Linked DNA regions of Homo sapiens: region 1 is linked to region 2. A link is an interaction called in ENCODE POLR2A ChIA-PET data of the cell type or tissue named here. Cell type or tissue: OCI-LY7. All regions are shown on one strand. Links, peaks and the distances in the headings refer to the core of each region. The heading gives the core; the rest is flanking DNA. Region 1 overlaps UCMA (upper zone of growth plate and cartilage matrix associated). Region 2 overlaps SEPHS1 (selenophosphate synthetase 1).

The links. ChIA-PET counts read pairs that join two places held together with the same protein. Peaks named below come from ENCODE experiments on the same cell type or tissue, not always from the same donor. Only the 100,000 strongest peaks of a DNase experiment are listed, where the experiment ranks them.
Region 1: POLR2A ChIA-PET joins it to region 2 with 6 read pairs; 3 of 35 experiments call an interaction of 5 or more read pairs at or near these places.

Annotation. Positions count from the first base shown.
Region 1 is chr10:13,227,005-13,231,390 of GRCh38, reverse strand. It overlaps UCMA (upper zone of growth plate and cartilage matrix associated), which reads left to right. Exons shown (of 5, transcript NM_145314.3): 4 at 1,682-1,780. Among named protein-coding and RNA genes, the nearest start is that of UCMA, 5.2 kb to the left of the region's middle. In OCI-LY7, for the core only: no CTCF peak of the experiment used is centred there; no DNase peak of the experiment used is centred there.
Region 2 is chr10:13,341,100-13,345,456 of GRCh38, reverse strand. It overlaps SEPHS1 (selenophosphate synthetase 1), which reads left to right. Exons shown (of 9, transcript NM_012247.5): 2 at 429-699. The coding sequence starts at 507. Among named protein-coding and RNA genes, the nearest start is that of SEPHS1, 5.0 kb to the left of the region's middle. RefSeq lists an enhancer at 2,988-3,840. In OCI-LY7, for the core only: no CTCF peak of the experiment used is centred there; no DNase peak of the experiment used is centred there; H3K27ac peaks cover 580 bases.

The sequences.
Region 1 (4,386 bases), core at 176-4,175, 110 kb after region 2:
TGACCTCTGTTAGGTCATGCACATCTCTGAGCCTGAATCCCCTCTGAGAAATGTGTGAATGCCGAGTGAGAGGTGGGGCATGGGTATGGATGGGATAACCAACCCCTTCTGCCAGACTCAAGTTTCCTGCAACTAAGTAGGTCACGGCAGACGTTTGGGAAGAAACATTCCAGACGTCTGGAATCTGCACTAAGCCCAGTTCACAGATAACTTGATTTTTAATCTGAGTTAAGTAATAGAAAAGTAACAGAAATAACTAGTATTTATATAATTCATTAATTAAGGTAAGCGTCTTACTTCCAAGGATTTGAGATGGTTTGTTTGTTTATTTATTTATTTATTTTAAGACAGAGTCTCGCTCTGTTGCCCAGGCTGGAGTGCAGTGGCGTGATCTCAACCTCCACCTCCCCGGTTCAAGCAATTCTCCTGCCTCACCCTCCCAAGTAGCTGGAATTATAGGCACCTGCCACCACGCCTGGCTAATTGTTGTATTTTTAGTAGAGATGGGGTTTTGCCATGTTGGCCAGGCTGGGCTTGAACTCCTGACCTCAAGTGATCCGCCCGCCTCGGCCTCCCAAAGTGCTGGGATTACAGGCGTGAGCCGCCACGCCCGGCCTGAGATGGTTTCCAATATTATCATTTTGCAAAGACTTTTCCTTGTTTCTCCCAGCACCTCTGTAATGTGGGTTGGGGGTAGGGAACCATGACTTTCCCCAGCTTCTCTGCTTCCTTCAGCACCCCCCAGCCTCCTCTTGCACATCAGAGTTGATGGGGCAAAAAAACAGTACCTCCGTCTCCCCCATTTGGTGTGAGGGGAATCCCACTGTGAGATCGTGAGGCGTGCTGAGGGACTGGTTCTTCCTGCCCTAGACGTGGCCTCCCTGGCTTCATGGGTTTCTCCAGTTGAAGCTCGTGTTGGGGGAAATACCTTGAAAGTAGAGAGCTTTACATCGTTTCCTCCAGACAACCGGGAATTTTTATTCCAACAGCTGTAATGCTTGGTAAAACTTGTCTTATGTCTTTCTCCTTATTGAATTATAGGTCTCTTAAGCAGAGGGAAGGATTTTATTTTATTTTGTTTTTGAGACAGGGTCTCGCTCTGTTGCCTAAGGTGGAGTGCAGCAGTACAATCATAACTTACTGCAGCCTTGAACTCCTGGCCTCAAGCAACCCTCCTGCTTCAGACTCCCTAGTAGCTAAGCTCACAGGCGTGAGCCACCGTATCTGGCTGGAAGGACGGAATCTTTCTTATTCGGCTTTTTAATTCCAGTGCTTAGCCTACATCCTGGCCGTGATAAGAGCTCGAAAATGTTGAATGGATGTGAGATTAAGTTGTATTATTCCTTTAGGGAATTTGTTTCTGATTATGGGATTTCTGGTTTCCAAGTGGCCTGGTATACTTGGATATGCCACCAACTTTATAATCAGAGCTAAATCACTTTACTCTCTGGGGCCTCTATCTTCTCATTTGCAAATGAGGCAGCTGGATCAGATAATCACCTTCAAGTTTTAAAGTCTGTGTCAGGAGTAAATCATTTCAGGGAAGTCTCCAATCACAATCCCCCACAAACCACTCATCCCCCAACCAGGTGACTTCTCAGATGAACTGTGCTCCCCTAAGTGTGTGCCCCTAAGTGTCCTCATTCTTGAGGGGCAACTCTTGCTTCTTTTCCTTTCACAGTGGAAAACAGGCAGAAGCTTCGGGTTGATGAGCTGCGGAGAGAATATTACGAGGAACAAAGGAATGAATTTGAGAACTTCGTGGAGGAACAAAACGATGGTAAGAGCTCTTCAGCCAGTGTCTTCAGGGAGGTGGAGCGTTGGGGAGAAATCACATGGTTTGCTTTCTCTTCTTCTACCCAACTTTTTTTTTTTTTCTTTTTTTGAGACGAAGTCTTGCTCTGTTGCCCAGGCTGGAATGCAGTGGTGTGATCTTGGCTCACTGCAACCTCCACCTCCCAAGTTCAAGCGATTCTCCTGCCTCAACCTCCAGAGTAGCTGGGATTACAGATGCCCCTAGCTAATTTTTGTATATTTAGTAAAGACAGGGCTTTGCCATGTCGGCCAGGCTGGTACTGAACTTTTAATTGGAGGAGGGAGGAAAGGGAAGGTCTACTTTCAATTCATATCCAGGAGAGCCTTGAAAAGAAGGGAGGGCCGGGCGCAGTCGCTCATGCCTGTAATCCCAGCACTTTGGGAGGCTGAGGAGGGTAGATCACCTGAGGTCAGGAGTTTGAGACCAACCTGGCCAACATGGCGAAACCCCATCTCTACTAAAAATACAAAAATTAGCTGGGTGTGGTGGCGGGCACCTGTAACCCCAGCTACTCAGGAGGCTGAGGCTGGAGAATCGCTTGAACTTGGGAGGCAGAAGTTGCAGTGAGTGGAGATTGTGCCACTTCACTCCAGCCTGGGCAACAAGAGTGAAACTCCATATCAAAAAAATAAAATAAAATAAAATAAAAAGAAGGGAGAAAAATGGCTACACAGAACTTGAGAAGGTGTGGAAGGGGACAGAATACCCTTATTCCCATTGGCTTGGGGCTGTGGGGATGGGGCAACTGTTTGCTGACTGTGTGGATATTAAACTCCTTTCCCTCCCTCCTCCTATTTGGGCATCACCGCACTGGTCTGTGTTCTCCGTCTAAGCACCAACACTTAGGCTTAGCTCTGGCAGGATCATATTGGACAGAGTCCACACTCACTCGCAGGTGCCTTATATTCACGTCAATGTCCTGGCTCCAGGTCCTACTCCATCCTGGAAAATCAAGGCCTTCATTGACCTATTCAGTGTACTCAGCATCTTTACTGACTGGCAGAAGCAAACCAGGAAAGCTGAACTCAGAAAACAGCTTGCCTTCTACCCTCTCACCCCACCTGCAGCATCAACATCTACAGCCTATCTTCAGGCTCCAACTCATCCAAAAGCATCAGATCACCTGAAAATTTTTATATGGTTTTCTTGTGGCTTTATGCTTCTCCTATTTGTATCCTCTTCTCTAAGCCTTGGTCTTTTCCTTACTAGCAAAAAATAGAGAGTAGGAAAGGCCCAGGGAGGCCAGGAGTTTTGAGGGGCTGAGGTGGGCGGATCACTTGAGGTCAGGAGTTTGAGACTAGCCTAGCGAATGTGGCGAAACCCTGTCTCTACTAAAAATAATTAAAAATTAGCCAGGCGTGATGGTGCACACCTGTAGTCTCAGCTACTTGGGAGGCTGAGGCAGGTGAATTGCTTGAAACTTGGAGGTGGAGCTTGCAGTGAGCCAAGATTGCACCACCGCACTCCAGCCTGGGCAACAGAGCAAGACTCTGTCTCAGAAAAAAAAAAGAAAAGAAAAGGCCTAGACCAGAGAGTCCAGTGTCTCTGGCCAGGCATTCCGCACCCCTCAACCCCTTGGCAGACAGGGTTCCTGTCTGCTCTTAGAAAGTGCTGGCTGTGCCAGGGCTCAGTGGAGGATGGTGTGGCTGGGGACACGGGTAGAGGATGCTCTGTCTTTGAGCCACTGCCTTCCACGGAGTGGGATTTGATTTTGCTGTGAAGTACCCTCAAGGGTCACCCACAGCAAACATCCTTAGGACCGTTTAATGGGGATCACACCAGCATACCAGAGAATGTGTGTGTGTGTGTGTGTGTGTGTGTGTGTGTGTGTATTTCCTTTCCTTTTTTTTTTTTTTTTTTGAGACAGTCTCATTCTGTCACCCAGGCTGGAGTGCAGTGGCATGATCTCAGCTCACCGCAACCTCCCGCTCCGAGTTCAAGTGATTCTCCTGTCTCAGCCTCCCAAGTAGCTGGGATTACAGGTGTGCACCGCTATGCCCAGCTAATTTTTGTATTTTGGGTAGAGATGGGGATTTACTATGTTGGCCAGGCTGGTCACGAACTCCTGACCTCAAGTAATCTGCCCATGTCAGTCTCCCAAAGTGCTGGGATTATAGGCGTGGGCCATCGCACCTAGCCCTGTTTATTTATTTGGTCTTTCTCCAAATTTCAAGATTGTAATGCTCCTGAGGAAAATCACCTGGTACCTCCTGGGTGCACGTGAACTTGGACGTGAGGCCCCAGTTTAGGTCGCCTTTGTGGGAGAGAGTCAGCTCTTTCATTTCTCCTGGCCGTTTGCTCTGATGGACTGGGGAGGCAGCACCCTCGGAAGGCATCTCCTAGTGAAAAGGAAACCACCCCTGGGTCAGGTGCTGCAGGCTATGCCCATTGCCCTGCAGGTGCACCTGGCTGAGGCCTGCAAACAGGTGCTGGGCTTGGATCCTGGCAAATCAAACTTTCTTAGGAACATACTGGGAAAACTTCAGGCCATCACAGCTTGGAAGCACACACTTCTGCTAGAGATGTGTTTATCTTGGTGGGCAGCTTGGGGAGAAGCACTTAAAAGTTGA
Region 2 (4,357 bases), core at 1-4,000:
TAAAGCAAAAGATATCAAAAGATTTTGCGGAAAAGTCACCTTAGCGAGGACCGCCGCTTTCTGAACCACAGTGCTTCCAGGTTGACACATGAAGTGCCCAGAGGTGCTGTTCTAATGCTGAGTCCTAGAAGAACCTTTGGGATTTGCTGTTCAAGGTGGCACGGTGTCATGTGAACCTGCAGGCTGGCCCTCTTGCCACAGTTAAAACCACAGTCCAGATGTCAGATTTTACATAGATGTCTGTGCTGACGCAGTCCCGTTATGAAAAGATCTATTTTGTCATATGCACTGCTGTGGTGAATATAAGTGGTCTTGATGATTTCAGCCCTTGTCACATTGACTTTTCGCTGTCATGTATTCACTTGATTCGCTGGCAGGTCCCAGTGGGAATTCTTTTCATGGCATCTTTGTGTTTTGGTGACACCCAGGTGGATCCATAAAGAACCCAGCCAACCCGCAGAGGGAGGGGAGGGGCTGAGCTGTGAGGAGAGCGGGGCCCAAGAACCATGTCTACGCGGGAGTCCTTTAACCCGGAAAGTTACGAATTGGACAAAAGCTTCCGGCTAACCAGATTCACTGAACTGAAGGGCACAGGCTGCAAAGTGCCCCAAGATGTCCTGCAAAAATTGCTGGAATCTTTACAGGAGAACCACTTCCAAGAAGATGAGCAGTTTCTGGGAGCCGTTATGCCAAGGCTTGGTAGGTAACCCAGTGTTTCTTTGATGGTCTGCGATCCAATCAGTGAGTCAAAAACTGGATTTCTCGCCTCCCATGTTGCCTATTTATTTTTTATTATTACTTTTTTTGCTTTTATAGATTTGAGGAATACACATGCAGTTTTGTTACATGAATATATTACATAATGGTGAAGACTAGGCTTTTAGTGTAGCCATCACCCAAATAGTGTACATCGTACCCCCTTTATTTTTTTTTAATTTTTGTGGGAAGGATTAGAAGAGCAATCAATGTTATGATTGCTATGTTATGTTCTTGTAACTTATGTAGAGAAAGTACTTGAAACGCATCAAGAGGGGTACTCTTGACAGTTTTTAAATCATGGAGTATGCAATTGAGATTGTTATTACAGTAAAAACTTTTTAATTTTTATTTTCAATTTAATTGAATTGAATTTTCTGTTAGCTGAAGATTAAGCAGAAATACTTTATTCCCTTTTCCTAAAAGGACTCCTAAAATGCTCACATTCCCTTCATTGCCCTAGGAAAGGCGGTTCCAGCCTTAGGGTTCTTGTGCTGTACTTGGATGGCAGTGACTGTGTCAGGAGGGCATTGGGGTTCTCTGCAGGGTGCATCGGGCGAAAAGCGTGTTACGGTGAGGAGGTGGGACTGCTCCAGACCCAGGACTGGATGGATCTGTTCTTGACCCCAGGATGTCATCTGGAACCAGGGCAATGTCTTTTTCTTTACTACATTCCTGATGTCATGAGTGATTTCACTTTTCCCAAACACAGAGCTTAGAAACAAATTCTGGGCTCCTGGGATATTGTTTATTCATGTTTCTTGTGCAGTTTATTAAGTACACAGTACAAGACTGTGATCACTTTTCTTGTGTTCGACGCATAGTTTCGGAGGTTTGGATGTTCGATAATTACTGTGTGACTTGATCAGTTTTCTTCCTTTTTTTTTGAAATGGATTCTCACTCTGTCACCCAGGCTGGAGTGCAGTGGCGTGATCTTGGCTCACTGCAACCTCTGCCTCCTGGGTTCATGCGATTCTTCTGCCTCAGCCTCTTGAGTAGCTGGGATTATAGGCCCCTGCCACATGCCCGGCTAATTTTTGTATTTTTAGTAGAGATGGGAGTTTTACCATGTTGGCCAGGCTGTTCTCGAACTCCTGACCTCAGGTGATCTGCCTGCCTCAGCCTCCCAAAGTGCTGGGATTACAGGTGTAAGCCACCACACCCAGCCAAGGTTTTCATTTCATTTGTTTTTGCCCATTATTTGGTAAGGTTCATTGGTTATGAGCCTGGGGTCTCCTTTACTCCCAGATAGAGAAAGCAGATAAAAGCAGACTTGCTTTTGTTGGAAAGGAAGAAATGTTACACCCCAGTCGCTGGTGACCTGCAGGACTTTGAGGAGCTCAGTTTGAAAACAGTTCCTGCCGTCCAGCTGATGGCCAAGCTGTGGAGAAATACCATGTGAGCGAGCTGGGTTTGATGTTGGCTTATTTGTCGAGAAATGAGAATATACTGAGGAAGCTGTTAGATAACTGTCAAGAAAAAAAGCTATTAATACTTAATGCTCAAAAACCAATGAAATTAAAACATTACGGCATAAAGTAAGAATTACTATTTATAACTTCCTCTGGCACAGTTACTTACTAGTCACTCATATTATGTCATGAATGTCACCCAGCCCTCCTGAGCCTCAGCTTCCTAATCTATAAAATAATAATTACTGTTTGGGGTTGGGTGCGGTGGCTCACACCTGTAATCCCAGCACTTTGGGAGGTCAAGATGGGCAGATCACTCAAGGTCAGGAGTTCAAGACCAGCCTGGGCAAAATGGTGAAACCCATCTCTACTAAAAATACAAAAGTTACCTGGGCTTGCTGGTGTACACCTGTAGTTTCAGCTACTCGGGAGGCTGAGGTGGGAGGATCCCTTGAGCCCGGGAGGCAGAGGCTACAGTGAGCTGAGGTCACACCACTGTACTGCGGCCTGGGAGACAGAGTGAGACCCTGCCTCAAAAAAAAAAAAAAGATTACTGTTTTGCATTGTTGTACCAAAAATGTGTGTAGGTGTGCCATGTATGTCTGTACTTACATATATAATACATGTATGTGTATACCCTCTGTACACAAGTATATATGGTATATATGTATGGGTGTTTTTGACCTTTTTTTTGTTGTTGTTGAGATGAAGTCTCACTGTGTCGCCCAGGCTGGAGTGCAGTGGCACAATCTCAGCTCACTGCAACCTCCGCTTCCCAGGTTCAAGCAGTGATCTCCTGCCTCTGCCTCCCAAGTAGCTGGGACTACAGGCGCATGCCACCACACCCAGCTAAATTTTTTTGTGTTTTTAGTAGAGACGGGGTTTCAAGGTGTTGGCCAGGCTGGTCTCAAGCTCCTGAGCTCAGGTTATCCACCCACCTCAGCCTCCCAAAGTGCTGGGATTACAGGCGTGAGCCACCGCACCCGGCTGTATGTTTATTTTTTTAACTTTTTTTTTTTTTGAGACGGAGTCTCGCTCTGTCGCCCAGGCTGGAGTGCAGTGGCGCGATCTCCGCTCATTGCAAGCTCCGCCTCCCAGGTTCACGCCATCCTCCTGCCTCAGCCTCCCGAGTAGCTGGGACTACAGGCGCCCGCCACCATGCCTGGCTAATTTTTTGTATTTTTAGTAGAGACGGGGTTTCACAGTGGTCTCGATCTCCTGACCTCGTGATCCGCCTGCCTCGGCCTCCCAAAGTGCTGGGATTACAGGCGTGAGACACCGCGCCCCGCCATCTTTTTTTTTTTTTTTTCCTTGAGATAGAGTCTCACTCCATCACCCAGGCTTGAGTACAGTGGTGCAATCTCAGCTCACTGCAACCTCTGCCTCCCGGGTTCAAGGCCCTCCCAGGCCTGATTCTCATGCCTCAGCCTCCCTCCAAGTAGCTGGAATGACAGACGTGCACCACCACACCCAGCTAATTTTTTTGTATTTTTAATAGAGTTAGGGTTTCACTATGTTGGTCAGGCTGGTCTGGAACTCCTGACTCTAAGTGATCTGCCCACCTCGGCCTCCCAAAGTGCTGGGATTAAAGGCATGAGCCCCCGCGCCCGGCCTGTTTATGTTTTTAACTTTTTTCTAATTGAATGTCATGTTTTCTGGCTTCAAAAATGGTGTTAATTGAAGGGTTAACCAAAACAGCTTTTAAATGTACACACGATTACTAAATGTATCCTAATTAAAGAAATGGTAAAAGAAGTGTGCCTTAGAACCAGAGACATTTGTTGCCTGGTGCCTAGGAGCTATCAAGTAATGATTGCTGCTGCTGGCGGGGGCGGTGCAGGGGTTGGGGGTGGGTAGTGGTGTGATAACTTAGGTTGTCTTTCTGATGGAGGATGTCAGTATTGCTGAAAACCTTCCAGCAAGTTTGCCCATTGCCTCCTGGTCATTAAACCTAAACTGTTCTGTCTAGTATTTAAGGCTTCCCCGACCCTGTGGCATTTTCCTCTGTTCCCAGTTACCATCCCTCTGGACCGTCCCTCTGTCTTTCCATTTCAAACGCTAGTTTTTCAAGGCCTGTGGGCATCTCAGGCTCACCCCTTCTCTCTTCCTTCCTTGAAATGTGATTGGTGATTTCTAAACCAATCACTGTAGACCAGTGCTGTCCAAAAATACAATGCAAGCCACATGC